7 separate regions of the Homo sapiens genome follow, and regions 2, 3, 4, 5, 6 and 7 are each linked to region 1. Evidence: chromatin loops called from intact Hi-C (ENCODE). Cell type or tissue: IMR-90. All regions are shown on one strand. Region 1 overlaps SHROOM3 (shroom family member 3). Region 2 overlaps SHROOM3 (shroom family member 3). Region 3 overlaps SEPTIN11 (septin 11). Region 4 overlaps SHROOM3 (shroom family member 3). Region 5 has its middle 31 kb from the start of CCNI. Region 6 overlaps SHROOM3 (shroom family member 3). Region 7 overlaps SHROOM3 (shroom family member 3).

Evidence for each region. Peaks named below come from ENCODE experiments on the same cell type or tissue, not always from the same donor. Only the 100,000 strongest peaks of a DNase experiment are listed, where the experiment ranks them.
Region 2: it touches region 1 in a loop (2.3-fold over the local background); 16 of 110 quality-filtered maps call a loop at or near these places.
Region 3: it touches region 1 in a loop (9-fold over the local background); 5 of 110 quality-filtered maps call a loop at or near these places.
Region 4: it touches region 1 in a loop (11-fold over the local background); 91 of 110 quality-filtered maps call a loop at or near these places.
Region 5: it touches region 1 in a loop (10-fold over the local background); 54 of 110 quality-filtered maps call a loop at or near these places.
Region 6: it touches region 1 in a loop (2.5-fold over the local background); 10 of 110 quality-filtered maps call a loop at or near these places.
Region 7: it touches region 1 in a loop (2.2-fold over the local background); 21 of 110 quality-filtered maps call a loop at or near these places.

The regions. Positions count from the first base shown.
Region 1 is chr4:76,508,800-76,512,799 of GRCh38, forward strand. All of the region lies in intron 1 of SHROOM3 (shroom family member 3), which reads left to right. Among named protein-coding and RNA genes, the nearest start is that of MIR4450, 63 kb to the right of the region's middle. In IMR-90, a CTCF peak has its summit at 2,468 (motif pointing right); a DNase peak (open chromatin) is centred at 2,482.
Region 2 is chr4:76,656,765-76,660,764 of GRCh38, forward strand. All of the region lies in intron 2 of SHROOM3 (shroom family member 3), which reads left to right. Among named protein-coding and RNA genes, the nearest start is that of MIR548AH, 83 kb to the left of the region's middle. In IMR-90, no CTCF peak of the experiment used is centred here; DNase peaks (open chromatin) are centred at 1,647 and 2,217; H3K27ac peaks cover 1,849 bases.
Region 3 is chr4:76,982,264-76,986,263 of GRCh38, forward strand. The region is part of intron 1 of SEPTIN11 (septin 11); the gene reads left to right. Among named protein-coding and RNA genes, the nearest start is that of SEPTIN11, 35 kb to the left of the region's middle. In IMR-90, CTCF peaks have their summits at 840 (motif pointing left) and 2,094; DNase peaks (open chromatin) are centred at 2,038 and 2,818; H3K27ac peaks cover 2,800 bases.
Region 4 is chr4:76,746,740-76,750,739 of GRCh38, forward strand. SHROOM3 (shroom family member 3) reads left to right here. Exons shown (of 11, transcript NM_020859.4): 6 at 2,278-2,351. All of the region lies in intron 1 of SHROOM3-AS1 (SHROOM3 antisense RNA 1), which reads right to left. Among named protein-coding and RNA genes, the nearest start is that of SHROOM3-AS1, 54 kb to the right of the region's middle. In IMR-90, a CTCF peak has its summit at 2,146 (motif pointing left); no DNase peak of the experiment used is centred here; H3K27ac peaks cover 638 bases.
Region 5 is chr4:77,042,805-77,046,804 of GRCh38, forward strand. No RefSeq gene overlaps it. Among named protein-coding and RNA genes, the nearest start is that of CCNI, 31 kb to the right of the region's middle. In IMR-90, CTCF peaks have their summits at 1,940 (motif pointing left) and 2,857 (motif pointing right); a DNase peak (open chromatin) is centred at 1,827; H3K27ac peaks cover 1,041 bases.
Region 6 is chr4:76,609,216-76,613,215 of GRCh38, forward strand. All of the region lies in intron 2 of SHROOM3 (shroom family member 3), which reads left to right. Among named protein-coding and RNA genes, the nearest start is that of MIR548AH, 36 kb to the left of the region's middle. In IMR-90, a CTCF peak has its summit at 2,045; DNase peaks (open chromatin) are centred at 2,076 and 2,666; H3K4me3 peaks cover 350 bases; H3K27ac peaks cover 1,640 bases.
Region 7 is chr4:76,587,976-76,591,975 of GRCh38, forward strand. All of the region lies in intron 2 of SHROOM3 (shroom family member 3), which reads left to right. Among named protein-coding and RNA genes, the nearest start is that of MIR548AH, 14 kb to the left of the region's middle. In IMR-90, no CTCF peak of the experiment used is centred here; a DNase peak (open chromatin) is centred at 2,446; H3K27ac peaks cover 611 bases.

The DNA.
Region 1 (4,000 bases):
AGTAATTTGTAAACAGCATAAATTTGTTGCTCATAGTTATGGAGTCTGGGAAGTCCAGGATCAGAGCACCAGCAGATTCAGTATCTGGTGAGGGCTTGCCTTCTGCTTCCAAAATGGCACCTTGTTGCTTGACTTTACATGGTGGAAGGCGGAAGGACAAAGGAATAGAGCCCTTCCTTCAACCTGTTTCATGACAGCACTAATCCCATTCATGAGGTTGGAGTGTTCATGACTTAATCACTTCCCAAAAGACACACCTCTTAATACTATCATACTGACTATTAGATCCTAACATGAATTTTGGAGGGACACATACATTCAAACCATAGCAATATGTTTTGCATTTCTTTTGTTCAATTTATTTCTAAGTATGTTCTTCTTTTTGAAGCTATTATAAATGGAATTTTTTTAAAATTTCATTTTCAGATTGTTCATTGCCAGTGTATACATATCCCCCCCTCCGAATCCAGCATCCACAATATTTTTAATAATGACAGGATCCGGTTAGTTTTTGTAGTACAGCTGGCCTCTTGGCCTCTGGTGTAGGGTTTGGAGTAGCTGTGCAGGTACCTGGGGCCTTACTGAAATGCTTGTATATTTCTTGGTCCTTGTGAGGATGAAAGAGCAGGACAATGCATAGACTTTGGGGGCGTCCAGGTCAGGACCTTGCCCTCCAATTATGATCCCCACAACCATTCATTTTGTGTTCTTGGCCAGGAAACTTCATTTTCTTGATCATCTGGCCTGTTGCTGCCACTCATGAATATCCTCTACAGCACAACTTGGTTGAAGGTGGAGTTGGTTCCTCTGGCCAGAAACATGTACCGCTTGACCAACAGCTTTAGATCAATTTCCTGGCTCTTGAGTTTCTGGCACTGGGTTCCTTGTGGCAGGTGTGGACTCCCATGATGGTGCCTCCTACTCAGCCATGTCCAAAAAAGTGAGCACTCTCAGACTCTTTAAATACTTTATTTGGAATTTTTGGACATTTACCCAATTTTTACCTAATTTTTTCCATATAGAATTACACATATTCAGAAGTGAGCTAAGAGTCTTTTTCTTATTGGATCATTTAGGTTACCTTAGGTCTGAAATTCTCAGATATGTATTGCTCTCATCTACTAGATCCTTGAAATTTGCCAAAATTTAAATTATTTTTGGCAAAATTGAGCAAATATGAACACTTCCAATGTCAGTGAGGAAGTGTTAAAGTGAGTACTTCCATATACTATTGGTGGGACTGTGAAATGGTGCGGGCACTCTGAAAATAAGTTTGCCAATACCAAAATCCTCAGTTAAGATTGTAATTTTAGACCCCGTACTTTTCCTTCTATAAATCTATCATTAAAATACTGAGATCCAGACCAAGATTTATATATAAGACCTCCTCAGTATTATTTTATAGTACAAACGTGTTGAAATCAATTTCAATGTGCCATAAAAATATTTATCTATGCATTAAAAAAGGCTGAAAGGAAATATATCAAATTGTAATAATGTTATCTCTGAAGAATGGGATGAGGTAAAGTCAGTATAATCAGTAATAAAAAATGGGGGCAAGAGCACAGATTGTACTAGTTACAGACTTGAGTTTGAGTTCTCTCTCTGCCAGATGTAGCTGAATGACTTTGGGCAAGTTACTTAACCTCTCTAAGCCTCAATTTCCTTAAATATAAGATGGTGGTAATAATAGTTGTTGCCTTATAGGGTTACTGAAAGAATTGAGTGAGATATACACAAAGTGCTTAGCACAGCAGTTGATCCACAGTGAGTGCTAAGTGTTAGCTCTCGTTGTCATTGGTCACCTGGCCTTGTCATATACAACTGCACAATCCCCTGGAAATGTTTCCACTGAATGAGACACCTATGGATTTGGACAGACTGGCTTTTTCTGCCATGTACTTCAATGGCCTTAGTTGTTGAGGACTCGATATGTGCATGTGATGTGAGTGTAATTGACCAGAGAGGTAGTGTGGCACAGGGGAAAGAACAAGGAGACTTTGGTCCCAATCTAGGTCTTGGTTCCCTCATCAGTGAAGTGAAGGGAGCTGGACTAGAGAATTTCTAAGATCTCTTCTGGCTCTAAAATGTTCATTTCTCACCAGGCACGGTGGCTCACACCTGTAATCCCAGCACTTTGGGAGGCCGAGGCAGGTGGATCACCTGAGGTCAGGAGTTCAAGACCAGCCTGGCCAACATGGTGAAACCCCGCCTGTACTAAAAATACAAAAAATTAGCCAAGTGTGGTGGTTGGCGCCTGTAATCTCAGCTACTCGGGAGGCTGAGGCAGGAGAATCGCTTGAACCTGGGAGGTGGAGGTTGCAGTGAGCCAAGATCACGCCACTGCACTCCAGCCTGGGCAACAAGAGGGAAACTCCATCTCAAAAATAATAATAATAATAATAATAATGCCACAGCAATTGTGAATTTAGACTTTTGTCTCCTAAACACAAGGTGGCAGCAAAAGACTAGGCTCTTGGCTGCCATTTGCCAAAACCAGTAGGATAAGATGGTATTATTTAATTTACACTATGTTATAAAGTAAAAGATCTAGGTGGCTTAAGATCACTACCTGCTCTTAGTGGTTTCTATGAGGCCCAGGTTTAATGTCCCTAGAATTATGCTTTTATCGCTATAATCGGAATTCCCCTACTCTCAATATATCCACTGAAGTCACCACTCAACAACACCTCTGCCTACAATTTCTCCAAGGCTTTTTCTATCACTTCTACTGCTTCTTGGAAAAATACCCTTCAAGTTTTCACCTGTGATGAGCAGGGGTCTTGCTGGCAGAATGGCAGCTATGTGCTTTACAAGATAAAAACAACTTCTGTCTTCCAGGATCGGGGAGGATTTGCAGTATGGGGGCTTGGTAGTGCTCTCTCAGGGAAAAAATTTCAAATAAAACACCCATGTGTTGCCAGTCTATTCAAATATGTTCCAATTATAAACAATAGTAGGAAATCTCGATGATCTGTGGGTTGGGTTTCTGTGTTCCTTGGTTGGAGCTGATCACTCCTGGCCAGGTGGGGCTGGAAAAGGATGGTGAGAAAGTGGGAGACAGACCATGAAGTGAGATGGGAAACCCCATTGCAGAAACGGAGTGAGGGGCCTGTCCTCAGAATCTAAAGAAGGTTGTTCTGAAGATCCCTAGGGAAGAGGCCAGGGGCCTAGTTGAGACACAGGTGAGGTGACCCTCAGGAGAATATTTTCAACCTGAGGTCCGAGGGAGTGGGCCTGAGGCCTAAATAGAAAGATCCTCTTTCTTCAGGGACCTTGGGGATTTCCAGGCAGAAGTTGACCTAAGAGAGGCAGTGGGAGTAGAATGGAAGGGCTAAAAAGATAGGGCCAAAGGTCAAGTTAAAGGATTGACATGTAGACTAGAAGGAAATTGACACAAGTACCAGGAAGAAGTTGTTTAATGGTTCTGATAGATGCCACATGACTTAAGCAACTGGAAACTGACCTTGCAACCCCTACAATGGCATTGGGCTCATACCCTGAGATTCCAAAGCAGAGGGGATCTCCAGAGGAGAGGAAGGAGGGCAGGTTATAAACAGAGCCTTTTTTTTTCAGAGAGGATCCTCTTCCTTCTTTTATTTCCTTCCTGCTAAGTGGTAAGAGCAGAAAATCATTAAGGAAAGCAGCAGAAGAAACTGGCAGATCTGGAATGTGGGCCATTTTCTCACCACAATGTGGGCTTCTTCACTTCCGCAGGATTCTACCTGCTTTAGGGGTCACACCCTCTGCAGGGTGCTTGGGGATCGAGGGACAAGGAGGGAAAATGTTTTAACCTTTAAACTGGTGGCCTTTTTGGTGGTTACTATCTAAATTACCTCCAAAATGATTGGGGGTGGGAAGGGGAAAGAAAACCTAACCTGGACCTAAGGGACTTGTGGTAGGGATCGGATACTGCAATGAGCGTGGAATCATACATTTCTCTTTCAACTTGATGAGGTGCTCCCACGGAGGGACAGTTAGCAGAAAATTTGGTAAAGGC
Region 2 (4,000 bases), 150 kb after region 1:
ATGGAAACATTACTTACTCTTGCTGAACCCACATGAAAAATGGAAATAATCATCTTACCTTCAAGAGTTGTGAAAAATCAAACAAGTTCCTGGCAGAAAGTAGGTGCTGAATAAATACACATATTCACCAGGCACAGTTGCTCATGCCTGTAATCCCAGCACTTTGGGAGGCTGAGGTGGGTGGATCACCTGAGGTCAGGAGTTCGAGACCAGCCTGGCCGACATAGTGAAACCACCATCTCTACTACTAAAAATACAAAAAATTAGATGGGCGTGGTGGCAGGTGCCTGTAATCCCAGCTACTCAGAGGGCTGAGGCAGGAGAATTGCTTGAACCCAAGAGATGAAGGTTGCAGTGAGCCGAGATCATGCCATTGAACTCCAGCCTGGGCAACAAGAGCGAAACTCTCTCTCTCTCTCTCTCTCGCTCTCTCTCTCTCTATATATATATATACACATATTCATTTGATCATTATACTAGGTTGAGGATTTAAGTTCTTTCCAAAACATTTATGTAAGGCCGTTGATAGATGGTGAGAAGTCTTAATCTAAGTATCAACGTATTTTCTAAAATAATTTTGAACATTGTGAGAGGCAGAGTGAAAGAAACACAGTATTTGAAGTCAAAAGACTTGGTTTGATTCATTTTGTGACTTTTCCTCCTGGTAAATGACATATACACTCATTTATAGCCATTCATGATGTTCAAAGCTATTTGCCTTAACTTGTCCCTGAATATGCCTGCTCATTACTAGCGCTAACATTTTTAAATGGAATATCTGTTACTCATTTATAATTGCTTTCTTTTGGTTCAAAGTGTGCTCTGCTCTCCTAATGTTCCCAAATAGTGAGGGTGCTGCTGTTTGGGGGTGGGGGGGTCCCCTTGGAGTTTAGATTCTGTTTCTGTGGTGCAACAGTGACATCCATTGACCTGTTATGCTAATTATAGAAGAAACCTGCTTCTCTGCTCTGTGACTGTTGGATTTTCTGATATAAAGATACAAAGAGAACAAACTGTCTCCGGGCCCAAGTAAGACAAGCTAGTGGTCAACACCTGGTCCCCTGCAGACTGGGCTGGTTTCAGGACCCTTCCCAAGGATACATATTCTAAGATCAGTGCCAGCTGGGTGTTCCCTTCTGGTCAAGTGGAGACAGTCCTAGAACTGGTCCTCTCCATGGAGTTCAGCACGTTCATTGGGCTGTTGGGAAACCATTGGTTTGGGCTCCAGCATAAGCCAGGGCAAATCACTTTGCCTCTGGACTTTTCCACATTGATAAAATGAAGTCGATAGCAATACCTGCTTTGTAGTTACCAAAGTGCTCTTCCATGCATTTTATAATAACTTCCCACAATCCCACAACAATTGTGAAAATTAGGAAAGCACAGATCAGATCTGCTTAGCATCCACCGACTGTGAGGATGTGAAGCTGAACACCAAATTACAGGGTTTCAAACCTCAAGCCTTGGTGACTTATGTTTGCTACCTTAGTTGGAATTAATGAAATCATTACAGAAATTCCTGCTTCATTTCTGGAAGAGCCCTCAGGGGAGGTTCTAAAAATGGAAAATCAAAGGAAAGGCTATGTGGCTGGATGTGAGAGATTGAGCAATGAGTCAGTATCTTTAAGTAGAAAAAGATTTACATTGCTGGTTTCCATCTCCATAAAGAACATAACAGGAAATAGCAAGACTAAAAATATTTATTTTTGCCTAGTATGTGTCAGATACTCTGTTAAGCATTAAGAATGGAGGATAAACTAGACAAACTGTTTCATACCATCCAGAACCTCACTGTCAAGTGAGCAATACAGAGCAGGAACAGTGAACTATATATAATAGTGTGGTAAATGTTACATCAAGCATTCCTGCAGGATGCTACCCTTCCAAACCCCCTCCCATGTGTGTATGTGTGTGTGTGTTTGTGTGTGTGTGCACATGCCCGCATGTGTGCTTGGTAGGATCCAACTAGTAACTAACATAGGTACCTTTGGATGGATAAACAGATGAATAGTGTCAATTCAACTGGAAGCCAAAACATCAAACATTTTTCAATATCAAAACCAAGCAGATTGCAAAACTGACACATCAGATACATACCACACACAAAAACAAAACCCAAGGATTCAATTGCACTTTGTGTCATTTCATAGTAAATCTTTTTTTGGAAACAATTAGGGAATGTGTAACTAATTTGTGGTGGACTTAGCGAAACCCACCACTGACTCACTGGTAAAGCCTTTTCAAAACACTGTTATGATTAAACAAACCAAAAAAAAAAAGGCTCATCTAAAAATGGACCTCATTCAGATCCCATTCTTCCTTCTCGGTTGGTCCTCTAGCATGAAAAGCTTGGTTCTGGTGTCCCCTCTGATTAAATTGTCTCATTGGAACCCTCATTGTGAATACTCAAGGCCCATCCTTCAGCCACCTCTCCTCTCCCTCAAAGCACTTCCCGATGTGAACTGACTCTTCCTCACTAGAGAGCCTCAAGTGGATGGATCACTCCCTACTTACAGGTGGAACTTTCTGAGGACAGAAGCCAACAGCAGACCCCAGGCACCTTGCCAAGAGGCCAGGCCCCATGACTGAGTTCTTTACTCCCCCACCATCTAGCCATCTGGGCTCCTTTGGAAAAAGTACAGCCCATAGTTTAAAACATTACTTTTCATATTGGTCATTTGGGTTTAGAGCCATATGTTAGACAAACTGAGATTTTAGCCTACAGTTGTTGGCTCTCTTTGCAATTCTTATGTATATGTAACAAGCACCAAAGTATATATCAGAAATCCAGTGAAGTTGCTGTGGGCTTTCAGAAGCATTTATTTATTTATTTATGAGCTAGAGTCTCACTCTGTTGCCCAGGCTGAAGTGCTGTGGCATGACCTTGGCTCACTGCAACCTCCGCCTCCCAGGTTCAAGCGATTCTCCTGCCTCAGTCTCCAAAGTAGCTGGGACTACAGGTGTGCGCCACCACACCCAGCTAATTTTTGTATTTTTAGTAGAGATGGGGTTTTGCCATGTTGGCCAAGCTGGTCTTGAACTCCTGACATCAGGTGATCCACCCTTCTTGGCCTCCCAAAGTGCTGGGATTACAGGCGTGAGCCACCGCACCCAGCCTGAGAAAACTTTTTTACAAAACAAGAAAAGATGGGTTCATTTTGACTGAAGCAACCCATCTAAAACATGCATATGCTGAATAAACCAAGAATGAAGCTGCGCAGGGGTATTCCCAGAGGCTGTGCTCAGATGCTGGGTATCACACGGAGGCCACCAGACTCGAGAGTGTGAAGCTCACTGCCCCTCCCCACCTCACACGCACCTCTCTCACCCACGTCAGGGCACTGCCACCCGCCTCTGTGCACCCCAGCCCCCTCCAGAGCTCTTCTTGCTTGGGAAGCTCCAGCACCATCAGCATCTTCACCATTCATCTTTTAGCAATTTGCACTTGGGCATAGAATAAACCCACAAGGAGCCCTTTGCAGGACTATCTGATTAAGTGCATAGAGTGATTTGAGGTCCTCTCTAGAGGTCTCACTGCCCAAAAATCTTTCACCCAGCTGCTTAGGGTCCCATATCCCTCTATGAGGGGCTCATTCATTTGAGTTAACTCTTACCCTGTCTGTTTTTAAATAGCTACCCCTAGGAGAGAGTCATCAACACCTCAGCGATAACTAGTCTATCACATATTGGTTGCATTATTTTTTATATTTATTTTAATTAATTTTTTTTAAGATGGAGTCTTGCTCTGTTGCCTGGGCTAGAGTGCAGTGGAGCAATCTCGGCTCACTGCAACCTCCGCCTCCCAGATTCAAATGATTCGTCTGCCTCAGCCTCCTGAGTAGCTGGGATTACAGGCACCTGCCACTACACCCAGCTAATTTTTGTATTTTTAGTAGAGACGGGGTTTCACCATGTTGGTCAGGCTGGTCTCAAACTCCTGACCTCAGGTAATCCACCTGCCTCAGCCTCCCAAAGTGCTGGGATTATAGACATGAGCCAC
Region 3 (4,000 bases), 470 kb after region 1:
GCAGTGGTGTGATCTTGGCTCATTGTAACCTCCGCCTCCTGGGTTGAAGCGATTCTCCCACCTCAGCCTCCTTAGTAGCTGGGATTACAGGCGGGTGCCACCATGCCTGGCTAATTTTTGTATTTTTAGTAGATACGGGGTTTCACCATGTTGGCCAGGCTGGTGTCAAACTCCTGGCCTCTAGTGATTGCCTGCCTCAGCCTCCCAAAGTGTTGGGATTACAGGCATAAGCCACCACCCCCGGCCCAGATCTTATTTCATCTTACCATAACCTAGGGCAAAACTGACCTGCTTTAAGAGAGTTTTACATTTTTGCTCTGGTCCACATTCATCTCCATTGTCTAACCCTGTAATCTTTGTAGTATATTTCATCATGAAACATTTCAAAATCATCTTCCATTTTACCTCAATAACTTATCTCCCTAATAAGACTCAAATTCCTTAAGAATCTTTTGTATTTCCTAGAATTCTTGTTACAAACACAACACCTAAACATTTGCAGTTTACTTTCATTTTTGGAAGGCTTCCTCCAAAGGCTAGCTAGTTTGTGGTTAGCTGCCCTTATCAGATTCAGTGTAAAAGGTTTGCCTTGGTAGCCTGAGAGGGATCTAGTTTACCATGCTTTTACTAATATCTATCTTTTTTCTCCTGGAGACAGTTGTGTGTTTTTTTTGTTGTTTTTTGTTTTTGTTTTTTTTTTAGCTGGGGAAATGCCAATATTCATTATTATATCTTATCCTAAAGTTACACAGGAGAAATAGGGATGTTGAAATAATGTATACTTTGGTAGGCAGAATCCGAAAATGGCCCCAAGATCCCAGCCCCCTGGTGTACACGCTCTGCATAATCCCCAGAACTTGTGAATATCACTCCCACAGGTAGGTTATGGCACAGCTGTCGTTTAGAAATGGAGATTGACCTGGGTGGACCTTACCTCATTAAGCAGTCCCTTAAAAGGGACCAGACTGTTCCTGAAGAAGGATATTTGACATGTGAGAGGGACACAGGGAGATTTTTCATTGCTGACTTTGAAGACAGAGGTGACCTCGTGGCTTGGAACCGTCAGTGACTTTTTGGAGCTGAGTGCAGCCTCTGACAGCGAGTAAGGAGAGAAGGCCCTCAGTCCTACAGCTGCAAGGAATTGAGTCTGCCCACATCTGGAATGAGCTTGGAAGAGGGTATTTCCCCAGAGCCTTGAGAGGACAACCTCCTTAGCTTGGCCCACACTTTGATTTCAGCCGTGTGATAACCCAGGCAGAAAGTCCAGCTACACCATGCCCAAAGTTGTGACCTATGAAACTGACTGCTAATAAATGGATGTTGTTTCAAGCCACTAAATTTGTGATAATTTGTTATATGGCAGTAGAAAACTAGCACATGCCCCACATTTATGTAAACAACCCCTATTCCATCCTGATATTGTTTTATCCAGGGTTGAGATTAAGACACAGTAGAACTCTTAGAGGCCAGGTGTGGTGGCTCATGCCCGTAATCCCAGCACTTTGGGAGGCCGAGGCAGGCAGATCACAAGGTCAGGAGTTCAAAACCAGCCTGGCCAACGTGGTGAAACCCCGTGTCTACTAAAAATACAAAAATTAGCTGGGCGTGGTGGCAGGTGCCTGTAATCCCAGCTACTCGGAAGCTGAGGCAGGAGAATTGCTTGAACCCTGGAGGCGGAGGTTGCATTGAGCCGAGATCGCGCTATTGCACTCCAGCCTAGGCGACAGAGCAAGACTCCATTTCAGGGAAAAAAAGAAAAGAAAAAAAGAACTCTTAGGAAGACTTGAGGATTTTGGCCATAATTGTTTAGTAATATTTGTAGAGCAAGACCAGATGTTAATTGGTATGTTTATTTCCTCAATATGTATCATGGTTTTGGTCATTTCTGGTATAATTCCTCAATTTTCAGGTGCTGGAAATGTGTCACTGGACTCAGATGTTCTAGGTCAGCCTGGATTAGGAACTGAACATGCCTTGGGAGGAGAAAGCAGCCAGGTTGTGACTAGGGGAAACAGCCCTGGTGCTTTTGTTCATGACTTGCTTGGAACTGGATTGGATTTTTTTTTTTTCTTCTCTCACAGAGACTGCCATCACATGGCCATTACTGTAACTGAAAATCCCCTGCCTTTTCAGAAAGGCACAGAAATATATGGTATCTTTCAGAAAGGAAGTGGCTAATTTATATCCGGTGATAGAAATGGTGGCATCGGGAAGGAAGCGTCCCATCCATATTTCATTATTTGCTGATGAATGCATTCAGTGAATAGAAATAGATGAACTGAGCCACAATATTTCTCAAACAGGAAATACTGAGGAATAGATGTGTGAATATGAGTAGCACAGGACATAAAAAGTTGAGGAAAAAACTTCCAACTGCTTTGAGCCTCTTAATTCTATTTGACCTCCTATTCGTCACTGTTTTGAAGATATTCCATAGGATAAAGACAGGGCAGGAGGGACAAAAATGACCCAAATAAACAACAGTGAGACAAGTGGGTGGTTTTATGCTCTGCAAGAGACGTGATATGTCTTAAATGGAACTGGGTTGTTTGGGACCCACTGGACAGCAAGAGGGTTTTGAAATGGTTTATGACCTCTTCCCCACTTCCCCGCTTGCTTTGCTCATTAGTGTTCCTAGGTGGCTGCTGGGTGACGGGCTTTTCATCATCTCTGATGTGGGCCAGTGCGAAAGAGCAGCTGCAACATCTGTTTCTAATTGGGTCGTGCCTTTATAAATACTTCTTGCCTATTTGTCACATTGCTTCCCTCCCACCCTGTCTTCCTTGGAGTACTGCAGAATCTGTAAGCGTCCCTGGAATGCACACGTGGACCTTGTCATTCCCAAACAGACTTTCTGCTGGTCAGCACTTTGTAATGTTCGGCTGTTACAGGCATTAGTCACTTGTGCTCAGAGAGAGACTGTGGTCTTTGGAAACTGAAGAAAATGTCTTTTTTGTTGTTGTTAATTCTTGGCATCCAGTTAGATTTAACTTCTCAAGAGTTTACACAGACTTTTAGAAAAACATTCTGTCTCTAAGAAAAAAGTGCTCTAGCTTTGTACAGTTTTTGGATTTTCACACTTGGTGGTTGTTTGCTGAAATGCTGTTTTGCTAGTGATTCCCCTCCTCCCCCTATCTGGGGTTGTAAGCAGCTCTGGGGCTCTGTTCACTTCGGATACCTGTTTCTGGGGACTGCTTTTCAACAGCGTTTTTCCTAAGGGCATATGAGAAATTTAATTTCTGATGGAATGAAGGTGAAACTCTAGTCCCAGGTAAACCTGGGTAGGCTGTAGAGACAGAAAGGGGGCTGCAGGTCTAGGTGGAAGAACGAGAACGAATGCAGCATGGTATTTCCAGGCCTTTTAGATTCGGCTTCATCCACAACCAATGTGAGTTCTTATCTGCAAAGCGGGCCTAAGTGTAATGGAGGGAAGGTGGGCCAGGCACCAGGGTCCTGGGTTCTCCCGCGCCTCACTCTGTCTCCACCTGGCCCATGCATAAAGAACACTAGTCAAGTAGCCATTGTACCTGTTTCCTTATCTGAAAATGAGAAGGTTGGAGAGTATGACTTCTGTTGAAACAACAAGGCGCTTACAAATTTTGGTGAAGTCGAATGAGGGCAGCGTTAAGAGAAATATCAAAGTTAGTCATTGGATTTCAGGGCTTAGGGATGGAAACCAGCTGGTAGTAGACTGGTTGTAGTTATGTCCAAAGGGCAGAGTGGGAAAAATTTGGCCGAAAAGAGTGTGGTGGGTGACCAGCAAATGTTAGAGGTATACATCAGGGCACAGAGGAGAAAAGCTAACATGATACTGATGACTTCAAGTCTTCACTGTCCAATTCAGAGGATAGGGGAGGGTTTAAGCTGATTAAACAGTGGGCTTTTTTTCTCCTGCAAGAGGGTGGAGGTCTATAACTGTGCAGATTTTATCAGATGCATGCTAATACATGTTATTCTGGGGGACTCTCTTATACCTTGAAGTAGACATTGCTGCTATTTG
Region 4 (4,000 bases), 240 kb after region 1:
CCCAAAACAGGAGGACTGAGATTCAGTAGACTTTAGATTTACATTATTATTATTATTATTATTATTATTATTATTATTATTATTATTATTATTTTGAGACGGAGTCTCGCTCAGTCACCCAGGCTGGAGTGCACTGGCGCAATGTCGGCTCACTGCAAGCTTTGCCTCCCGGGTTCACGCCATTCTCCTGCCTCAGCCTCCTGAGTAGCTCGGACTACAGGCGCCCGCCACCAGGCCCCGGTAATTTTTTTTGTACTTTTGGTAGAGACGGGGTTTCACCACGTTAGCCAGGATGATCTCGATCTCCTGACCTCATGATCTGCCTGTCTCTGCCTCCCAAAGTGCTGGGATCACAGGCGTGAGCCACCGCGCCCGACCAATTTACATTATTAAGTATGCTAAGAACTGGTGTATTTTTAAGTCAATTTTGAGATAATTAACAAAAATAAATCAGACACTTAACAAGTTGGTATAATTCTATGCCTAGTATTTTTCCCATAGCCACTGTTTTTTTTTCCCTGTAATTGCCATAATAAGCACTTTGTACTTCTTACCAATTTATAGAAAATTAAGTCTTGACAGTGAATATATGCTCAAAGCAAGAAATGCAATAGGAATTTATCTTCCTTGGGCTTGTATCAGATTGGGAAGATATTTTCCTTTGTCAAGTGGTATTTTGATTGATAGAAGATTCAGAGAATTCTCTCAATAGTTTATTACTGGGTCTAATTCCTTTATTTTATCCACATCCACATAAATAGTTTAAGCTCGATATTCTAGGGGCCAAATCATGTGAATACAGAAGTTATATTCATTGTCAAAACGAAATGCAAAGGATGTAATAGGATATGAATACATATTTATACTTTACTGGGTTAGGCGCTCACATGGGACCTAGGCTTTTCCAATTAATTATTGGCAAAGTAGCACATTCTTGTCAACATAGGGAAAAATGGTGGGAAAAGACTTTTAAAGGACCATAAATTTCATGGAGAGCAGGAATTCTCATTCCCTACAGTGATATTTGAGTGAATCAGAACACATGGAATTCATTTTTCTCAAGCCATTCAAGTCTGATTACATCCAGCCCAGCTGCCATTCAACCTATAAAGATTCCATGGCAAGACCTTGGGCTTTGAAGAGATCATGGCTTGAATCATAGTTTCTCCACTTACTTAACTGTGGGCAAGATATGTCACCTTGCTGAGCTGCAATTACATACCCTGCTTCCAATTGTTATAAAGATTAAGTTACAAAAAAAAAGTCAAGTGCCTAATATTCCAGGCATATAATTTGTTGGTGCAAGGTACTTAGCAGAGTGTCTGGCACACAGTAAATACCCAGTACCGGTAGCTGCAATTATTAATAATGTTCAGGGGTTTGTTTCTTCTGCCTGCTCCCACCTTTGACCCTTTCTATTGCTTATTAGTTTCTCAACCACTAAACAAAAACAATGAGGAACGGGGTGAAGAGCAGTTAACCCATTGGGCAGGGTTAAATGGCAAAATAAATTACTGAAATTAAGTTAGAGATTATATATGGATTTAATTTTTCTGGTTTTTGCCTGTCTCCTGTCATAAATAATTGGGAGTTTAATATATTATCATCAATGGCAACATCATCATCTTCATCATGGACCTGATCACAGGGACCAAACTGTATACTATCAAAAACTGACAACCCTTTCAGGACTCCAGTATATACCCTCATTAAAACAAAAACAACTACCCCTGAAAAGGCCCCAGAGTTATTGATCTCACATGTGAGTGAACTTTTTCCTAGAATTTATTGCACCCGATTACAATCCAAATTCATATCTTCACTAATTGTAACTAGGAACATTTGAGATTTTTGCAAAATGTAATAGACTGTCCTTTCCCGTCATCTCTCATATTTCCCTATTGCCATTTGAAAAGTTTGGCCCATTGAATTCATTGTCTTCGTTATCCTATTTCAAGTTTAGCAGTTGTTTTGAACTCCAGAGATAATCGTTAGGAGACTTCTCTTAGTTAGGAAACATCCTTGTTAGAGGAGGCACCTGGTGAGACAGACTGAAGTTCAAATTCTGACTCTGCTTTTTTTTTTTTTTTTTTTTTTTAAATCTTCGGCTTATCTCCTGCATCGATGCCATGGGATTATGTAAGAGTGCCACCACGTGGCCTGACAATAGTAGGTTGCCAGTAAATAGGTGTTCCTTCTCCTTTTTACCTCCACCCTCTTGGTAAATTTAAACACCCGTTTATTGGCAGTAATGCTGTGCCTTTCTTGTGTTTCAAGGATGTGCTTTTGGGGCAAGACAGTGGCTTTGGTCTTGTGAAGGATCCATGTTATTTGGCTGGTCCTGGATCTAGGTATGTACATGTACTTATGATGCTCTCTGCATATGAATGCTGCTGGTGTTAAACTACTCTTGTTCCTTTCTACAAGAAATTGAAATGTGATGTCATATAGTGTCACATGCTTTTTTGATTTGTCTAGGCCATGGATAACTTTTTTTTTTAGTTTTATTATTATACTTTAAGTTTTAGGGTACATGTGCACAACGTGCAGGTTTGTTACATATGTATACATGTGCCATGTTGGTGTGCTGCACCCATTAACTCGTCATTTAGCATGGAGAACTTTTTATTTTCCATTTAGAAATGATTTTCTTTAAGAATGACACTTGTTCAAAATAGGTTTTGAACATGTGCTACTGAGGACAAGGTTGATTTGGCTAACCAGTTTGACAACAGAATAATTAATGGAGGTGCTATTCTTGAGCGTGCCCCATGGCTTTCACAAATGGGGCCTCCTGTGTGGCTGATCTCATCCAGCTCTGTGTGCAGAGCATCACATCTGGTGACCACAGTGCTAGGGAAGAACGGGCATTTCATGAACAGCTTCACAGAGGAAGGCAAACTGTAAGCATCGGAGGTGAAAAATAAAGCTCAAAATCATAACTTTATACATGTGGGGATGGAAAACAGAGGAAAGTCGTTTTTTTAAAATGCCATCAAAATCATATATCCTGGGTAGAAAAGTAAAATGAGCACTTTTTTAGAATTTAAAATTTTGAACTGTTCACATGGGACTTAATAAGTAGAAATTTTCAGAAAGGGTATTCTCTGAACCATGTACTCTGTATGTAGTTTTAATGCAGCATTACAGAGTTATCTACTATAATCTATTATTACTAATGATAATACACCTACACCCTACCTACTCCTTTCTACGTTTTTAAGCCATTTCCTTAATTTTTCTTACATTTCATTCAATCATTGTTTCTACATTCACCTTCTTAATAACACAACCTAATTCTGTCAAGTAGAAGCAGCCAACATGGTCAGGAAGTAGGTATTAATTACCTGCTTTCTAGCCAAGATCAGCCTTCTACATTTATATGCTCTTGCTCCTATAGCTGTGTTGACAAGGAAGAAAGTATTCAAGGTGAGGTTGAGGACTTTGGTGAGTTTGGGTGCATTAATTAAATGCTAGAGACAAGGGAAAACTAACAATAAACTAGAGTACTGCTAAAGAAAATTGGTCTGAAATCAAAGACGGGACGAAACAACAAACAATCAAATAACCCTATTTAAAAATGGGCAAAGGTAAAAAAAAGAACAAGATCATGTCCTTTGCAGCAACATGGATGGAGCTGAAGGCCATTATCCTAAGCAAATGAACACAGAAACAAAAAAACAAATACTGCACGTTCTCACTTACAAGTGGAAGCTAAGCATTAAGTACACATGGACACAAAGAAGGGAACAATAGACACTGGTGCCTATTTGAGGGTGGAGGGTGGGAGGAAGGTGAGGATTGAAAAAACTACCTATCAGGTACTATGCTTACCTGGGTGACAAAATTATCTTTACATCAAACCCCAGCGTCATGCAATTTACCCATGTAACAAACCTGTACATGTACTCCTTGAACCTAAAATAAAACTTGGAAAGGAAAAAAATAATTGAAGGTGACAGGTGAGGGGGGCTGTTGGTTGGCTCAGTGGCAATATCGA
Region 5 (4,000 bases), 530 kb after region 1:
CAAGCATTCCTCCCACCTCAGCTGCCCACAATACTGAGATTACAGGCATGAGCTACTGTGCCCAGGTTGCATGTGCTAATTTGAGAAGACTAATTGGGAGCCTAGGTGTCTACTCATCTCCCTTTCCTACCTTGCTATTCCTGATTAACAGCTATATATAAATGAGACCTATTGGTTGTCAGTGGAACATCACGTGAGGTACAAAAGATTTCACATCTGCCTCAAATCAGTTACTTGTAGGGATGTGAGATGAATAGCCTTTCAGTCCATTGTGGAAAGTTTCTTCCAAAGTTATGGCACCTAGACCGGGGAGGCAAAGGCTATTATAACAAGATTTTTTTGGTCCCTGTCTCACAAAAGAACAAATAAATGTGTGTGTTTGAGGGTGGGGAACGGGGAGCAGAATAACATTCCATAAAGAGCTGGGCTTAGACAGGTGCATTGGCTCAACATCTGTAATCCCAGCACTTTGGGAGGCAGAAGTGGAAGGATCACTTGAGGCCTGGAGTTTGAAACCAGCTTAGGAAACATAGTGAGACCGTATCTTTAAAAAAATTTTTAAAGTTAGCCAGGCATGGTGGTGTGTGCCTGTAGTCCTAGCTACTCAGGAGGCTGAGGTGGGAGGATTGCTTGAGCCCAGGAGTTCAAGGCTGCAGTGAGCTAGGATCGTGCCACTGCACTCTACCCTGGGCAACAGACCTAGACCCTGTCTCTTATATAAACAAAAGAGCTGGGCTTAACTGTGAACAATGTGTTTAGAACTCTGGAGAGTTGCAGTTCTAGCTTTCCTTGTCTTTTTTTCTTATTCACTCATCCATCTTCCCCCAACCCCTCCTTCCCTCTTTCCAAATACTTTATTGTGTATACTGCACCAGGCCTACATTAGGTACTGGGGATTTAGCCATGCACTATGAATTGAACTTGTATAACTCATATAAGCACAGCAACGTTAAGAGTGAAAGAAAGAAAAGGCAAGCCTTTTCTATGCTAAGTCGTTTGCTGAAGATAGATCATATCCTGAAAAGCAAAAAGGATTCTGCTCCCCACCAGTCACTTTGTCGTGGCTGCTTGCCTAAAGTTGGCCTTCATTCTGGAGTGTCCTATTGCCTAACAAAATAAGCTATTTCCAAGAAATGGGAGACCAGTTCACTAGGCCTAGGGCTATTCAAACTGCTTTTTTACAACCTTACTGTTGTGTAACACAATAAGGTCAACAATTCTGGCATTTGATCTGGTATGAAGGCTATACTTCTAGAGTTAAGAGAAAGGCATTTCATCCTTCTCATTTCATCCTTAACTCCAGAGGCTCTTAGGAACTAAAAAAGTGAGTTCTTCTCAAATTTCTCTGATAAGACATTCTTGGTTATCTTATTACGCCTTTTAAAGTAAAACTGGCACAAGGGAGAGTTATGTCTGACATTGGTCTTACATACGAGTACATCATAAAAGCCACTAAATATGGTGAGGGAAAACTTGCTATTTCTTGATGCAAGCTGTGCTAAGTAAGCGTGCTCTTCAATTTTTCTCTCCTAATGATTGGCCAAATCCAATTCAAACTGAAAGCAGCAAGGTTTTGGGACTTGGCTATATTCAAGCCTTCCCAATTGTATTTCTAGGCTACTTTACAGAACCACACAACTCACTAATTGGGATTTGTAAGACTGGTTCTGGTTTTTCTTGGTCTGAAACGTGGTATCCAGTCACCATCTGCCCCTTAACCCTGGCTGATCTTGCCAAAGTTCCCTGTCTCTCACACACACAGGCCTCCTGTACCTTAAGTAATATGAACTTCTAACTAAGCCAACACAGTTGGCTCAGCAACCAGATGAGTGTTCAACTGCTCACTAACATACAGTAAACTCAACTCAATTTCTCCCAGAAATTGAAAAAGATGCTGTATTTTTCTAAAAGCACCATCTAGTGGCCAAAACTCATAGCATTATTTGATAACAGGTATAGGAGACATTCTCCTCAACATAAAGACTGAAAGAATTTTCGAGGCTTTAGAAGTAACATTTACATGTTAGACAAAACTTCATGATGTCAAATAGAAAGGGTAAACGTTTGAGATGAGTTAGAAGTTGAACCCTGTTAAACTGGGGATGCATTCTGCCAGGTTGGTTGTGAGAACCTGTGACATAGTATCTTCGCTTTCCAGTTGAAAATGTGCAAACTACTTTAGATAAAGATAAGCTCCTCATCATGTTGGCTGTACATCAGTAGCTTAACCACATTTTCTTCTCAAGTGAAAAGCCACCATGCTGCTTTGGGCACTAATGCTCAAGCATAACTTGCTTCAGGAAATCTAGGAGTAAATTTAATAGCTTGAAAATTCAGGTTTGTAAAGAGCACAGAGGACACACACAAGTGGCTGACTCTAATAACACAGGAGAAAATACATAGTATTTCTTGGGGGCACAAACACCAGTGTCTTAATTCTCTCAAGAACATAGGTTCAGATTCTCTTCAACTTGGCTGAGTGAAGAGCTACATTCTACCTTCCTTCACAGCCAAAGGTAGCATCAGGAACATTTATGACAAACTGGTCATATTTGACCTTTTACTGACATTTGGGAGCATTCTGCGTTCCCAGCTTTCCCTTCTCCCTCCAAACTAATACATCGTCTATCTGTAGAGAAAACTTATAGTTCTCTATATAACTAACTTTATATTCATCTCGTAGAGAATGAAGAAGTAAAATATTTAGCTTCCAGTCTGATCTTCAAGGGCTAGAACATGTTTAGGTTTTTTTTTTTTTTTTTTTTTTTTTGGTTGAATGGAGGATTAGAGAATAACTACTATCCCCATCAAGTATATTCCCTTGCCTTTCCAGAGGCTTCACGGAGCGACAGGTTTTTTAACCACCAGGAGGCACAAGACAATTATGATGCAGAGTGCTCAAGTTTCTGGATCTTGAGTTTGTGATGTGATGCCAAAGTTTAACACAAGTAACTTGGGACAGGCTGAGAATAGTTTCAGGTAAAAGGAACTAATTGAACAGCAGGAACTTTTTTTTTTTTTTTTTTTTTTTGATAGTCTTCCTCTGTTGCCCAGGCTGGAGTGCAATGGCACGATCTCGGCTCACCGCCTCCTGGGTTCAAGCGATTCTCCTGCCTCAACATCCCGAGTAGCTGGGATTACACACCTGGTTAATTTTTGTATTTTTTAGTAGAGATGGGGTTTCAGCATGTTGGTCAGGCTGGTCTTGAACTCCTGACCTCGTGATCCGCCTGCCTCAGCCTCCCAAAGTGCTGGGATTACATGCGTGAGCCACCGCACCCGACCGGAACATTCTTAATGAAAAGTTCTACACTGTTCAAGAATACTAGGCTCTTTCTGTCACAAGCCACAGTTCTCTAAGGGCCCACAGTAAGTTGTGAGGAAGTGGGCTCAGTCCTCTGAAATGGTGGCCAAGGTTTAACAGTGCTTTTGAGGGCCAGGTCTCCAAAACTATCACTGAACTGAACGATGGGTTAAATAAGCTCTGAGGCATGAGGGCTAGCAGCCCACTATCCCACTTGATTCGGTGTCCCATGAGAAGAATGCTGTGTTCCAAACTAACTTACCAGCAATTTGTAAATGTTGAAAACCTTAAGACTGAAAAGTGAAAATCCTATTGTCCTCTAACATTCTGCTCAATTTGCAGCTACTGGACTACAAATGAAATACTGACTCTAAACTCAGTTTTATCCCTAGCTGTCTACATAACACAACTATGTCCTCATCTGTTAAATAGGAGGAAGTTTCATAGTATCTGTATCATTTTACAGATACTATGAACATATGCAGTTGTAAACTTCTTAGAGCTCCTACAATTCAGATGAATTAAACAGATGAAGATCAGGATGAGAAATTTTTAAAATGTCTATCTGTGAAGCCAATCCTTTGCTATCTTCCCTCCCACTCCCTTTACTGACATGTGAGTAAATGCTTCCCATTTAATTGGATTTTAAGGTCATAAAACAGGTAAGTCAACCCTACCACAAGAATTTTTTACAAA
Region 6 (4,000 bases), 100 kb after region 1:
TGCAAATTCAAGTAATCTTTTTCCAGGCCTCTAGTACATCATAGTCCATATAGACAATCTGTTTTGGTATGTTTGTTTGTTTGTTTGTTTTGGAGACAGGATCTTGCTCTGTCAGCCAGGCTGGAACACAGATCACAGCTCATTGTAACCTCAAACTCCTGGGCTCAAGCAATCCTCTTGCTTCAGCCTCCTGGGTAGCTAAGACTACAGATTTATGCCACCATGCCCAGCTAATTTTTGTTTTTGTTTTGGAGAGATAGGGTCTTACTATGTTGCCTAGGCTGGCCTCATGAGATTCTCCTGCCTCAGCCTCCCAAACTGTTGGGATTACAGGCGTGAGCCATTGCAACTGGCCCTCAGAATCTGTATCTGACCATGTTTCTCTTCAGGATCAGAAGTCTTTAAAAAAGAAATGTGAAAAAACAAATTACGTTGTAAACTCTTAGTTTCCTTTCAAATGACCCCAGTCTATCAGAATAGACTAGATGTTAAGAGCAGTGTTAGCAGGCAATTAAGTCTTTTGTGCCCATCCACCACTTCCTAACATTTACCTAAATAGAGAGTCTAGAATATCATGTTTACACCATTATGTATTCTGTCTGGAAGTAACAATATAAAAGATAACATTAATTTACTTTTTTTCAGTAGATGCTACTGAACTGTGAACATCTTATTAGGCTCGAGTTTAGATTTTCAAACTTGTCTCAGGAAGCTGTTGCTACCTGGTACCCATTTTGTTTTATTTTTATTTATCTTTTGGAGGACAAGGAGAGAATGACTTTGAAAAATCTCCTGGGCAAGAAAGGGGAAGACTTTTCTGCAAGGAAAATGGATTGTACTTTGTTTTCCTTCATAAAGGGTAATGAGGATATAATCTCAAAGCTACGCTTGACCATCATCTGTCAAACCAAAGCAAATAAGCCAGTGCCTGTCTTTCCTTATTGTAAAACTAAAAGAGAAGATAACCACCATGTGGCAGTTGTCTAGCCAAAAAAAATCACCCTCATTTCAGAAAATGTTTACTTTTTCACTCTCATTGAGTGATATGCCATCGAGGTATGAGTTAGATGTTGGCATTTTGTGGAAAGGTTTTCTTTGTTTAGCAAAATCACAGCTGTTCATTTCTGGTAATTTTGAATTTCCTAAAAAGTGGCCATAGCTTCAGAATTTGATTTTTAGTAACCTTTAGCAGACTGAGAGTTTTTCTGGTTTGAAGATTATATTGAAACACCAAAAAAAAGTAGAGTGGTTTGTGTTTTACTTTATGTATTAATGTGAAATTTGGAGATGAAGCCTCTTGTTGCTGAAATAACTGCATCCCCTCGTCTTCCGCTGTCCACTTTTATATATTTCCTAAATATCCACAAATCTTGATACACTCTTGTAGTGATTTGATTCTTGTTTTGTTCATATGTGTGTTTTTTCCACTAATGTACACCTTTGGGAATCCACTCCCAGCCTTTCCATGATTTCTTCTGTAATTTGGGTTTTATTTTTAAAGCTGTTGGCATCCGTGTAGAGGGATCCTGCCGTTACCCCTCTCCAGATCTTAAGGTTATCTCCCTATTCTGTTGATTGAGAGATCCAAAGTCAAAGGTGAGTCAGGGATTTCGTGTGCAGGTTCTCACTGATGAACATGTTTTCTCCAGACCCAGCTGGGGGGTTAAGATTCAGGCAATTGGTGACGAGAGGGGCTGCTTTCCTCCAAGTTCAGTAGCCCTCCCTCAAATGAGAAACTATTTCACAACAATCTCAACCCATTTGTCCTCCACTGTGGATAGGGATGGGGGAGGGGCTTGCTTGAAGAGTTCTAAGGTGATTTTTTTCCCATTAAAAAAATTGCAGTAAAGTATACATAACATTAAATTGACCATTTTAACCATTTTAAGTGTATAATTTGGTGGCATTAAGCACCTTCACATTGTTGTGCAACCATCACCACTACCAATCTTTAAGTGAGTTGAAGATGATTTTTTTAAAGTTACTTCTTGCCTCAGCTCCCAAATTCCAGTTGACTTTGTGCGCCCTCTCTCTGTGTCTCTCTCTCTCTCTCTCTTAAAGTCTGCGTTCTCATTCTGATTATTTAACTTGGAGAGTGTGAAGGATTTTTTTTTTTTAACACTGCATGATGAATTGGTCTCAGTGGAATTCAAACGATCTCGTTGTTTTGGTTATTTCTTATCGGGAATGCTGGATTTTTTTCTAAGAGCCATGGCAGGGGTGAAGGGGCACAAGGGAGCCACCTCCTTTTGAGTCAATTTAGCAAAAGTGAGAAAACGGTGGGGTGATAGGAAGTCATTCCTGGATGCTAAAGGGGCATCCTGGCTCCCTGAAGAAACTGAGACTCCCAGTTTTTACGTAGTGAACTTTCTGGCTGTAATTTAGGGCAAACTCCTTACTGTTTTTATATTTGCCCTCCATTGATAAGAACTTCTTAAGGTCACAGTGTCCTTGGGTAATGAAGCTAGGCAGAGGAAAGTTCTTTAATATTTACCTAGTGTGCACGCCATACCAGGAACTCTACAAGGAAACACACGGAACATGCCCAGCCTCTGGATCAGCCTGACTTGGGGAGACTGCCCGTCAGGCACACCCTGTGCTGGCTCCAGCTTCTGGAGTTTCTGGCGAATCATACCTGAAAGGATTATCATCTTCACCCAGTGTCCGGATCATCAGCCATGGAAGTTTGTTTGTTCAACACAGGCTGAATCAGTTCCATGTTGAATAACACACATTTTCCTTCTTGAAATATTCTTAGAACAATGTTTTCATTTTCTCCAAGGAAAAACTTGCTCAGACACAGTTCTTTCTGATCCAAACCCCCTGCTTGCCTCTGCCTCCTCTCATTGTTGTAAAACCCAAGTGTTTCTATTCCTCTACTCTAAACCCGCTCAGAGGGAATTCTGCCTTTTGATTTGGAGGTATATTTTTCCATCCACATATGGCAGTATCCAGTAATAATATTATACATCTAAAGGAAGGAGCAAAATTTTAATCTGTGTGCAGCTGCATGTATCCTGCTTCTCTCCTATGGCAGGATTTTCTAGTTAAACCTCTGGCTAGTTGGAAGATGATATTAGTTATAGAACTAGTTTGTTTAGCCAAAAAAGATATAAGTGGAAGCAGTACTCATGATATAGAAATACTTAAAACTTTGGAGAGACAATCTGAAGACCTAACTGGTGTGTTAGTCAGTAAGTTTTAACTCCCTTTAAATTGAGAATGAATCCCAGGGCCCAACATTATGAGATGCTAAGTAGCTTCTAAAGGGATTACTGTCAGACTTAAAAGTGTTTTCTTTTGGCCAGAGCTTTAGTGGTCTTCATATAAAATATCAGCTGCTATTATTATTAAACTTTCTATACTGAAAAATAATGTAGTATAATAATGATATTATTTCAGGCAAGATTTAGTTACATGTTACAAATACTTTAAAAAGTAGGCTGGGCATGGTGGCTCATACCTGTAATCCCAGCACTTTGGAACACTGAAGTAGGAGGATCCATTCAGCCCGGTAGTTTGAGAACAGCTTGGGCAACATAGCAAGACTCCATCTCAATCAATCAATCAATCAAGAAGCCGGATGTGGTGGCATGCTCCTGTAGTCCCAGCTACTTGGGAGGCAGAGGCAGAAGGATCACTTGAAGCCAGGAGTTTGAGTTTGCAGTGAGCTATATGATTGCACCACTGCACTCTAACCTGGGGGACAGAACAAGACCCTGTCTCTAAAGAAAAAATAAAAGTAGACACTATTGAATAGCCAACTAAGTTAGAGTTGAATCCATGTAATATCAGTCTATCCCAGCATCTTATGAGGTGGGTAAACACCAAGTCAGTCAACTTCTATGTTATAAAAACAAAACAAAACAGAGGCAGAAGGGAGAATTCCCAGCATAACGAGTTGGTGGGGGCATTGTAGGATAGGCAGGTGGTTCAGCGTTCCTCCTCAAATATCCCTAACTCCCACCTCACCACTAGGTCCAGTGCAGGGAACTCTTCT
Region 7 (4,000 bases), 79 kb after region 1:
CTGAGTTAAGTGTAAATCATTTTTTGTATGGAGAGGGATAAATACCCTCATCTTATTCCCTAATCTTAGCCCTAATCATTGTCTTCCATAAAAACCCCAGTATCCTAAAAAGGTACAGAAAGGAAGAGGAGAGAGCTGGTTGAAAAACTTCTTAACAATACTTAAAAGTAAACAAAGTCACAAACCCCACGTTTCATATTAAGAGTGTAGAAAGCCCTTGTTCAGGTCTGCAGAGTACCAGGGCACTCCAAATATGTAATTTAACACATTCATTAATAACTATGATAAATAGATATTTTATTCCAAGAACAATATCATTAGAGAGTTAGATTGGAGGGCAAGGGGATTAAGTATCTTAAGTTTATTGTTTCCCGAGTGACCATTTTTAAAAGCCTCCTTCCAGGAACTGTGGAATGCCTGCCAGGCTCCCTGACTGCTGTCTGGTGAGGGTCCCTACTGGTGCTGTGGACAGCACAATACACAATGGGGCACAAGAAAGCCACGCAGCCTCCCCCTCCTAGACACATGCTGTGCACCCCCTTGGCTCTGCTTGGAAGGTTCAGCTCTGCAAATGGAAGGTTGCAAACATCAGACACCTTCTTTCTGTTTCTGTCTCTCTCCCCTTCTTCTCCCCACAGTGTCCAGCCTTGGCCCCTGACTTTTCCTGGGGTTGGGGAGGCCTGTAGGTTCAGAAGCTGAGCAGCTGGGTGAAGACCTCCCTTAGCTCAATGTGCTCTGGCCATAGGGAGCAGACAAGCAAGCTGAGTTTGGGTAGCCCTAGACACATGGAAAAAGAAACAGCTTCCTCACCTCCACCCCTCCATAGATGACTTCATTAAAATGTCGCTGGTTAATAGGGAAAAGGTAGCACTCCTTGTTAGGCCAAACCCCTAAAAGGCATGTTTTTTAGAAAACAAAAAATAAACAAAAAAAAAATCCCCAGCAGTCTTAATGATCACATTTTGGTGACGGGTGGGAAGGTATACTTTCATACAAATGGATGATTTTGGAAGGCATGAACCTAAGCTGTCTCACACAATTTTGCTTCTTAGTTGGACTGACTGGTTTAAAAAATGAAGCCCAAATGATAGCCGCAGAGCGGTATGGGTGGCATATCATCTGATCCCATTGAGATAAAAGCTCTCAACAAACTTGTGTGAACCAAAACTGATAGAATGAGTGATGTTCCACAAGTGATCAAGAGACTCCTAGCTGGGTGCGGTGGCTGACGCCTGTAATCCCAGCACTTTGGGAGGCCAAGGTGGGCAGATCACCTGAGGTCGGGAGTTTGAGACCAGCCTGACCAACATGGAGAAACCCTGTCTCTACTAAAAATACAAAATTAGCCAGGCTTGGTGGCGCATGCCTGTAATCCCAGCTAATCGGGAGGCTGAGGCAGGAGAATCGCTTGAACCCAGAAGGCGGAGGTTGCAGTGAGCTGAGATTGTGCTATTGCACTCCAGCCTGGGTGATAAGAGTGAAACTCTGTCTCATAAAAAAAAAAAAAAGAAAAAAGACTCCTGGCATCAGTCACTGAAGGAGGACTTTGCTTCTGCACTGGAAGCCTGGCTTTAAAGCAAAAACTCTGGTGTTGGAATGTAAATGAGCCCCACCCTGGGAAGCTATGGCTGCTCAGAAACACTTGGTTTTTTCCAAGTACCAAAGCTCCCTAGTAAGCAGTAGAGCTACCAGTAGACTCTGCCCACTAAAACATGTGTTCCACATTGCCCATCAGCCCTCCAGGGGCGGGGGTCCCAGCAATCAGCCTCTGAAGGGAATCTCCAAGTTCTTCCCTTATCTTTACTCTCACAGCAGTGGAGGCACAGTCTCAGTGACCTGATACTTATGCATTTATTTCTCAGTTGTTTATTAATCGTGGATCATTAGTTCTTCCATCTGAGGTAGGTCATATATCATTATCCTAGTGTGGAAGAGAGAGAGAAAAAGAATGAAATGGAAGAATTTGTCCAACACTACCAAGAAGTTAGTGAGAAATTAGAACCTCAAATACCATGCGGTTCTCCTTCCCTTTTTGTCTTTCTGTCAAAACGGAAATCAGGGATCCTTAAACCTTTCCCTGAGCAGTTCTCTCTGGGCACTAAAATGCTTCAGGCCAAAAATATGCTGGTTCTCTTAACTGGATCACTCTGTGACTGAAAGAGAGAGCATTAAAACAATGAAATGAATTGGGTGTGTGCTCACCTGAACAACTCAAAACCCCAGCGGGTTGCTGGTAAAGTTTTCCTGAAGCCTAAATTGAGGACAGCACCCTCTCTCCTCTGGCTTTTTCCTAGAAAGACCTGATCATTTAGTTTATAACAAATTTCAACCCTGGCCCCTTGACCAGGGAGGCCAGTTGCGGGTGAGCCGTCTGAAGGTGGCTGGCCTGCATTGCCTCCGAAGGTATTTCAGGAATGTTAATGGTATGCCTGAGTGGAGGCCGCAGAGCTCCGAGCTCAGGCCTGAGAACTGTTCTTGTGGCCATCTGTTGTGGCCCAGGAAGTCTCATAGCAACAGCTTCTCAAGAATGGTGCTTTTTTTTTTTTTTTTAATTAAAATTAACTCACACAAAACCAAAAAACTGCTCCACTGCTCAAGAAGAATCAGGACAGCATTCAGATTTTTTCTACACAGTGATGAGTTTTTAAGGAAGAAAAGCCCCCGCATCCTACATTCCTGTTCTTTAAATGAGCAATTTGTACTTGGTGTTGAGGTCTTAATTTTTTTTTTTTCTCCCCCGGGGTAGAAGTCTTTCTTTGGAAAAGAATGGAGGTGAAAACAAGTTTCCAAGGCTGTGGAGAAAATAGTCAGCAAAAATATGGTTAGGAAAAAAGTGGTCAGTTTTTTTGAGATTTTCTTGGTATTTGTTGTTCTTAGCGATCCTGTCGGCAGCTGCATTTTTCCCCCTCTGTAATAATGTGAGCTTTATATGCCTGGCTATTTAGTTAGTGAAATGAACTTCAGACAAAGACACTAATTTTACCATGATGATGTATGCCCTCCGGTATGAATATCGAATCTGTGCAACAGCTGACCTCAGAAAAATAGGTAGGGAAAGTAATAATTATAGTTTCATATTTTTTCATTGATGAGACATTAAGTTAGTCATTTACAAAAACTGAGGTTTTTCCTCAGGATAGAAGATACTGTAAAATGATAAATACATGAAGCCTGGGCAGGCATGCCAGACAGAGACAAAAGAATTCTATTCTGTTCCGCATTGTACCCCTTACCAGGCTATTTCAGGAAGGCACACGGCCTGTCAGAGCACAGTGCCTCATCTGCAAATCTGATTCCTGCATTGTTAAGGAGGTTAAATATAATCACCTAAAAGGAACTTGGGAAAAGATCCTTGAATCTGAATGGCGTCTATAAAGAAGTATTATACACTGTCATTCTTGCTGTGGCACAACCCTGGGAAAACATTTTCATGAGAACTTTTAGATCTCCTTCACTTTTTAGTTTGGCACACTTCCCTCAAGTTTTGTGACATGAAATTTCCCAGAAGAGTCGCAAAATATTCCAAGTGATTTCTGACTATTATTACATAATTCCTGAATATGCAACACACTTGGAATACTTCTTTATATTCTTGATTGGTAGTGTGTATTGCTACTTATATATTATTCAGATGTAATACATTGCCCTTAGTAATGGCGCCAACCTCTATTTACGTGTTATTTAGATCTATTACATTGCCCTTAGTAATGGCGCCAACCTACCCGGAAAGGGATATGTACTTCAAGTTTTGTTTCTGAAACACAGGTTCCTAATGACGTTTTTCTTTCTATAAAGTCCTGACTCATACCCTCTTTGTGCATATTGCCTCCCATATAAAATATAACCACCACATATTTAGGAAGTGCCTACCATGTATCAGCTGGGTTTCTAGGTACCGAGTTTGGAGCTGTGAATAAAAGTAGACAAAAATTCTGGCACACAGTCTAGTCAAGTGACACAGGTAACAAGTCAGATAACACAAAAATAAGTCAATTGTATT